Regions from separate parts of the Homo sapiens genome. Here region 2 is linked to region 1. A link is an interaction called in ENCODE POLR2A ChIA-PET data of the cell type or tissue named here. Cell type or tissue: MCF 10A. All regions are shown on one strand. Region 1 overlaps FAIM (Fas apoptotic inhibitory molecule). Region 2 overlaps PIK3CB (phosphatidylinositol-4,5-bisphosphate 3-kinase catalytic subunit beta).

What was found. ChIA-PET counts read pairs that join two places held together with the same protein. Peaks named below come from ENCODE experiments on the same cell type or tissue, not always from the same donor. Only the 100,000 strongest peaks of a DNase experiment are listed, where the experiment ranks them.
Region 2: POLR2A ChIA-PET joins it to region 1 with 6 read pairs; 4 of 35 experiments call an interaction of 5 or more read pairs at or near these places.

What each region holds. Positions count from the first base shown.
Region 1 is chr3:138,623,651-138,627,650 of GRCh38, forward strand. The region is part of intron 4 of FAIM (Fas apoptotic inhibitory molecule); the gene reads left to right. Among named protein-coding and RNA genes, the nearest start is that of FAIM, 17 kb to the left of the region's middle. In MCF 10A, no CTCF peak of the experiment used is centred here; a DNase peak (open chromatin) is centred at 2,501.
Region 2 is chr3:138,707,271-138,711,270 of GRCh38, forward strand. PIK3CB (phosphatidylinositol-4,5-bisphosphate 3-kinase catalytic subunit beta) reads right to left here. Exons shown (of 24, transcript NM_006219.3): 11 at 1-19. Among named protein-coding and RNA genes, the nearest start is that of FAIM, 100 kb to the left of the region's middle. In MCF 10A, no CTCF peak of the experiment used is centred here; no DNase peak of the experiment used is centred here.

The sequences.
Region 1 (4,000 bases):
GAGCAGCTGTGCCCACCCTTCTTTTCATTCTTAACAACAATATTCTTGGAAGTCTGTTGCCCTCCTGTTCTAAGTATCCAAGTCTGCTGCTTTGTGGCCACCCTAGGCTTTCTTTCATGGAACCCTTTTGTTCTTCCAGTTATTGAACCCCACAACTCCTGCTTTCATCTTTGTTTACTGGAATATATTCCTTAGGTAATCTCCTGATAAAGGGTGTCTAAGAAATAAACATTACTTTGATCCTCATGCTAAGTTGATAGTTTTGTTCAGTACAGAGTTTTAATTTCAAACTCACTTTCTCTCAGAATTTTTGAAACCCTTATTCCAGTAGCTTCTATTCTCCATTGTTTTAAATGAAAAGTTTTGTGCCAATCTGAATCTCATTTTTTTCTTTCCAGAAGGTTTTGGGAGCTCATCTTATCCCTTATATTTCCAAATTTCATAGTGATATGTTTAGGAATATAGTTACTCAACCTGCAATAAAGTTTTAGAACCACTGGATCTCATTAATAATGGAAATTTTAGTTTTTAAAAGGATTATGATTAGTGTCAACACACTTAAACATATGGGACTTTAACAGATGATGAAACCAGGCCTTTAAATTAATTTTAGGTACTTAATCAGCTGCTTTGCCAACTTGTAATACAATTGATATTAACTTTTCCTAGGTGAAATGGAAGAGACTGCCTGAGCTATGCCTAGCATACAGTTAGTTCTCTTTTAAATGTCCAGGGGCCTGCTTATCTACTTGTGAATTATCTCGGGTCTTTAAAAAATATATTTTTCTGCTTTTACTCCTTGTCTGCCTTTACTCTTCTTTATCCATTTGCAATCCCTCATGAGCCTGGAAATGAGACAGAGTTCAGCCCCAACTTGTCCCTTTTGCTGTTTGGAAGGGATAAGGGACCAGAGTTGTTTACTGAGGTAAAGGCAAAATTGCATATGTTATTGATATTGCTTGCACTTCTGCTTCCAAGATCCATCAAACTTTGGACTATGCTGACTACAGCCTACATTTTACAGATTAGTTATGAAGAATGCAGGCTCCAGGATCAGAGCTGTGTGATGGGCAAATTACTTAACCTCTGAACCTTGGTTTCCTCATCTGTAAAATGGGGATAATGTAACTCCCTCACAGAGTTGTGATATGAGTGAAGTTTAATTGATTTAGTACATGTAAAGTACTTAACAGTGTTTCTCACATTGTGAATTCTTTAAAAATATTATTTGTCAGCCAGGTGCAGTGGCTCACACCTGTAATCCCAGCACTTTGGGAGGCTGAAGTGGGAGGATCGCTTGAGCCCAGGAGTTCAAGACCAGCCTGGGCAACATAGGGAGACCTCATCTCTTCAAAATATTTAAAAATTAGCTAAGTGTAGTGGCACATGCCTGTAGTCCCAACTACTTGGGAGGCTGAGGCGAGAGGATCACTTGAGCCTAGGGGTTCAAGGTTGCAGTGAGCTAAATTGCACCACTGCATTCCAGCATGGATGACAGAGTGAGACCCTGCCTCAAAATTTTAATAATTTGGCTGGGCATGGTAGCTCACACCTGTAATCCCAGCACTGTGGGAGGCCAAGGCAGGTGGATCACTTGAGGTCAGGAGTTCGAGACCAGCCTGACCAACATGGTGAAACCCCATCTCTACTAAAAATACAAAAATTAGCTGGGCGTGGTGGTGGGCACCTGTAATCCCAGCTACTCGGGAGGCTGAGGCAGGAGAATTGCTTGAGCCTGGGAGGCGGAGGTTGCAGTGAGCTGAGATTGCGCCACTGCACTCCAGCCTGGGTGACCAAGCAAGACTCTGTCTCAAAAAAAAAAAAAATTGATAATAATTTAAAAATATTATTTGTGGTGATTATTACTACTCATGGGCAAAGAATGGGCTTATCTAGAGTCTCCTGGTAAAATTCACTCTTGTATGTTATGTGGCAAGTTTCAAATAACAATATTATATGACTTGCTAAATTTTATATTGAGAAATTAGAGCAAGGCCACAAAAAAGCTTTGAATAACAAAACATTATGATTTACTAAGGTCATATTATGTGCCAGATACTATACTAGGCACTTTATATAATTATTTCTAACCCTTATAACAGCCTATGGGAAAGGTGGTATCATCTTCATTTGCCCCTGAGGAAATGGAAGCTCAGAGTGGTGGTGACTTGCCAAAGGGTACTGCTAGTAAAGAGTGATGCTGAGAGCTGACCTCAAAGATCATGTGCATTTTTTTTCACCACCTAAAAAATGTGAGGCATATAAGGGCAATGAAAACAGGGTTGGTTAGCATTCTCAGCTCTTGTAGTCTCCACACCACTGAATACCATGGGAGGAAAATAAAGCTGGCAGGAGGAAAGTACATATGAAACTTCACGCTGGAAGGAAATTCTCTTTCTGTTCTGAAAAGTTTCTCTTTGATAGCATTTACAGAACATAACCTGCTCAGGACTCACCTGGGAAGTCCCTAGCTATTGTTCATGCGGCTGAGGGAATCCGCAGGCAAAGAGGAGATGCTCCAAGATGAACATGCAGCAGCAACTCCCATGAGTCACTAAATCCAGCACTGAGTCATAATAGATTTGAAATTTTATCAGCTAGATATGTCCTTTTATTAACATACCACTTTGAATAGGTTACATACTCAAGATTCAGAAATCAAAATGCTATTAAAAGACACATTAAAAAGTCTTGCTTCCATCCCTGTTCCCATCTGCCATGTTCCCCCATCAAGATAACCATTTTTAGTGTCACTCTAGTGTTTCTTTATTCAGATTCAAGCGAGTACACATATTCTCTCTTACCACATAAAAGCATCTTGCTTTATTCACTTATTATATTCCGAAGATCCTTTTATATCAGAACCTAAAGAACTTTTTCATATTTTTTATAGCTGCAGAGTAAATTTCAATAGTAAATGGTGTATTTAGCTCATTCCCAACTGATGAACACTTGAGCTGTTTCTAATCTTTTGCTGTTAGAAGCAATGCTGCATGAATAGCTTTGTTTGCATGCCTCTTGGAACAGGACACATATTATATTAGTACACATTTCTGGAAGTAGGAAAGTAGGACTTCTATTCTTCTGGGTCAAAGACTAATTGTATTTGTCATCTTAATAGATTTTGCCCATTTGCCTTCCATGGTACTTTTACCATTTTGTACCCCCGTTAGCTATTTTCCCCAGGTTCTCCAGCAGAACATGTAGCCAAACTTTTGGATTTTTTGGCATTCTGCTAGGTGAAGCAATGGTATTTCAGGGTTGTTTTTGTCTTTTTCATAAGTGAGGTTGAGCATCTTAGTTTTAAGTTTCTTTTGTATTTCCTTTCTCATGATGCCTGTTCATGCCCTTTGCCCCATTTTCTTTTGGTTGTTGGTCTTTTTCTCCTTGATTTCTCATAGTCTTCACATTAGTAAGTTTAGTCCTTTGTTCATGCTGTGAGTTTGACATATTTTTTTCAGAGTTTGTCATTTATTACATGACTTTGCTAATGTGTGTGCATTTTTCTTCAATTGTGCTGTGGCTTTTTTACTTTTTTTTTTTTTTCCCAAGACAGGATCTCACTCTGTCGCCCAGGCTGGAGTGCAGTGGTGCAATTTTGGCTCACTGCAACCTCTGCCTCCTGGGTTCAAGCAATTCTCCTGCCTCAGCCTCCTGAGTAGCTGGGATTACAGGCGCCCGCCACTACGTCCAGCTAATTTTTTGTATTTTTAGTAGAGACGGGGTTTCACCATGTTGGCCAGACTGGTCTTGAACTCCTGACCTTGTGATTTGCCTGCCTCAGCTTCCCAAAGTGCTGGGATTACAGGCATGAGCCACCGTGCCTGGCCTTTTTTTGTACTTTTATGTAGTCAAATTTAATACATTTTCTTTTAGGGCTTCTGGATTAGTAGTGTTCTTCAGAGGCATGCTAATACGCTATTGTAGAAACTCTGAGTACACGTACATGTTCAGTAAGCATAGCAAGTAAAATACCAGTTTCTACCATCATCGTGGTTTA
Region 2 (4,000 bases), 84 kb after region 1:
AACATTTCTTCGAGTTCATCTAAAACATGCAAATAATTTTGGTTCTTAAAAAATGTCTTTAAAACTAGGCTTTAAAAAAGCTGTAATGGATCTCCTCCCATGAAAATCACCTTAGAAGTATGTCAACTACAGAAGTGTGACAGACAATTCTATCAGTAATCCTCTAATTTTCTGTTAATGCTTGGAACAAAATTTCAGTGTGAGTTTGCATACATGTTTTAAAAATGAGAAAGTTAACAAAACTGAATGACTACTTTACCTCTTAATTCAAATTTAGTTCTCAATCTTGAAAAGACTTTAATTGGAACTGCTCTCTCTCCATCAAAATTAGGTGGCCCATAGAAACTATAATCTCATCACTACATATGGACTTCTTAATCACATGTAATCTGGTTTTCATGGTTGTCACAATAACCAAATTGGTATTTTAAGTCATCAATGACATTCTTCTTATCAAATCTAACGATAATGCTCTTTATTATCCTGCAACTGCTGACAGAAAATACCTTCTCTGGTAGCCTCTGGAATACTCCATTAAGTGGCGCTCCTTTTACCTCACCAACTGCTTCTTTCTTCAAGGTACTCCTTCCTTTTCCTTTTCCACCACGCTAAATATGGTCAATTCACAGAACTGTGTGTGTGATTTTAGAATTTCAGTGTAGTTAGAAAACTCTGGAGTTCGCATCATATAATTTTTTTATTTCACAGATAAGAAACTCATGATGAGAAAATAGAGTTAGGTGTACAATCTAAGATCCTCTCTCTCCAAAGTAATTTTTCTTTTCTTATACTGACTGTAGTACAGTTGTTCTTTCTGTATCTCCTAAGGAAAAAAAATATCAGCTCTACTCTAATTAGGTCTAATGTCCATAAAGTATGCACACTCAGAATTATTTCCTAAAGCTGGAAAATCTTTACAAGTTTTCGTTCCTTAATTCTTCGTTCATCTTTTTAAATATTTTCTCACCTCACGGACTCAATTTTTTCTTTTTCTTTTTTTTTTTTTTTTTTTGAGACAGGGTTTCTGTCACCCAGGTTGGGGTGCAGTGGCATGATCTTGGCTCACTGCAACCTCCACCTCCCAGGCTCAAGTGATCCTCCCACCTTAGCCTCCTGAGTAGCTGGGACCACAGGCGCATGCCACCATGCCCAGCTAATTTTTTAATTTTTGGTAGAGACAGGGTTTCACCATGTTACCCAGGCTGGTCTTGAACTCCTGAGCTCAAGAGATCCACCCAACTCAGCCTCCAAAAGTGCTGGAATTACAGGTGTGAGCAATCACACCCAGCCCAAACTCAATTTTCACCTGGATGGAGGCAACTCTTTTTTTTTTTTTTTAATCTTCCTGTTTTTTTAGAGACGGGGTCTTGCCACATTGCCCAGGCTGGATACAAACTCCTAGCCCCAAACGATCCTCCTGCCTCAAGCACCTGAGTAACTGGGACTACAGGCACACACACACCACTGCACCTGGCTCAATTCTAATAATTTATACAACTCTAGAGCTGATTTCTCAGCAATTTACAGTTTCATACTTCTGCTCTCTAGTACTATTTTACTTTTGTCCTATCAAATGCAACCTAACTGAAATCAAATTTAGTATTTTAGTACTTATTAGCCCCATACATAGAGGTAATCCTTTAGCCTTGTTCAAAAGTGATCAGAAAAAAAGGCACTCTTTTTCTGTGTGTATAGGGAGACAGAGTCTCACTATGTTGTCCAGGCTGGTCTCAATCTCCTGGACTCAAGTGATCCTCCTGCCTCAGTCTCCCAAAGCATTGGGATTATACATGTGAACCACCATATGTGGCAAAAAAAAAAGGCATTCATATATACTACACATGGAGAGCAAAAATTGATACACGCTATTGAGGAACAATTTGTAATGATAAGAATTATAAATTTATCTATTCTTTGAATCAATAAACCCACCTCTAAGGAATTTATCTCAGATATACACTGTACATAAGCATGGTTATTCATTATAGCAGCACTGTTTGAACTATCAGAACACAATTCTGCTTAAAAAAAAAAATCTAACAGTCCAGGCATGGGGGGAAAAACAGTTCTCTACATAGATACGTAGAGAAGATATGGTGATATGTAGATATGTAGATATGGTGAATAAAGCAAGAAGCAGAACATTACACAGAATGTGTCATTTTGTGTAAGTATAGGGGGAAAAACAGGAATCGACATTTGTATTTCCTAGTCCACATAAAAAAATTATGGAAAGTTAGGAAAAAAAATAATAAACGTGATTGTATACCTTGTAATGATGACCTAGGGACTCTGGATGGTAGATTATTTGTAGTTTCTTTGCTTCTTGTTTGCCCCTACTGGGTTAAATGTAACAATTCTAGAGCTGACACATGCAGAACTAATGTGTTCATTTATTATTTTTTATCATACATTTTCTCAGAGAGGAAGTCAGGTTCATAGTATTATGCCAAGTTAACACCACCAAAAATTGTAATTTTTACTAAAAATACTAGTCAAGTTGGTTGGTGATTCTGGAGAACATGTGTGAGTCTAAATTAAGATTCTCAAGAAAGTACAGTATTTTGCTGCTATATTTTATTGTATTGTGAAAGTTTAGTTCCTCCTAAGAAATATGTCAAATAGGCTGGGAGCTGTGGCTCATGCCTATAATCCTAGCACTTTGGGAGGCTGAGGAGGTGAAAATCACTTGAGCCCAGGAGTTCGAGACCAGCTTGGGCAACATGGCGAAACCCTGTCTCTACAAAAAATACAAAAAAAAAAAAAAAAAAAGCCGGGTGTGGTGGCGTATGCCTATAGTACCAGCTACTTGGGGGGCTGAGGAGGGAGGCTGAGCCCAGGAGGGCAAGGCTACAGTGAGCTGTGTTCAAGTCACTACACTCCAGCCTGGGTGACAGGGTGAGGCCCTGAGTCAAACAAACAAACAAACAAAAAGAAATACGTCAAATATACACAGTTCTCCTACATTTGGGGAATAACATAATTAGTGAAAACTGTTAGAGGTACATGCTGGAGAGGATAGGAATAGAAGGACACACACACACACACTATTAGATTGCAAAGAGTTTATAGATATGTCAGTAAATGATTATCCAAAAGTAATTTTTCAGGTGACAACTGCTAGTACATGAACATTTTGAAATGTCACTTACAAAGCCATGAATTAAAAAATTCAAATTCAAATTAGTTTACAACTTCACTAGATATATCAACAAACTATAAAGACAGGAAAAAAGAAAAAGAAAACCACTATTATAATGCAAGATTTACACTAAAAATTCCAACATTTGGGAAAGCAGTATAGACCAATGGGAAGATTTGAATAGTCTTTCATTCAAATCCTAGGTTTGAAACAGCTATGTAAGACTAACTTATTTTCTCTGAGCTTCACTTATCTGTAAAAATGGAAATAAAACCATCTACCTCACTTGATGAGGGTATTTTGAGTAGTATTTGAGAAATAAAAGCGTGTGGAAGGTGCTCCATTTACCTCAAATTTCAGGCTAAAGCCAACTAAAGAAAAAGTGTTTTAGGCTGGGAGTGGTGGCTCACGCCTGTAATCCCAGCACTCTGGGAGGCTGAGGTGGGTGGATCACGAGGTCAGGAGATCGAGACGATCCTGGCTAACACTGTGAAACCCCGTCTCTATTAAAAATACAAAAAATTAGCCAGGTGTGGTGGTGGACACCTGTAGTCCCAGCTACTGGGGAGGCTGAGGCAGGAGAATGGCATGAACCCAGGAGGTGGAGCTTGAAGTGAGCGCATATCACACCACTGCACTCCAGCCGAGGTGACAGAGCGAGACTCCATCTCAAAAAAAAAAAAGTGTTTTTACTATTTCTCCCTAATTAGAGATGTTCCTTCTACTCATGAAGAAAGTTAGCACAATTAGGAGCAACAAAGGTTATTATAAAGAAGACACTGTTCCTTAGGAGAATTTCTCAAAAAAAAAAAGAAAAAAAAAACCTACAAAAAATGCTGAAAGCAACACACATTCATT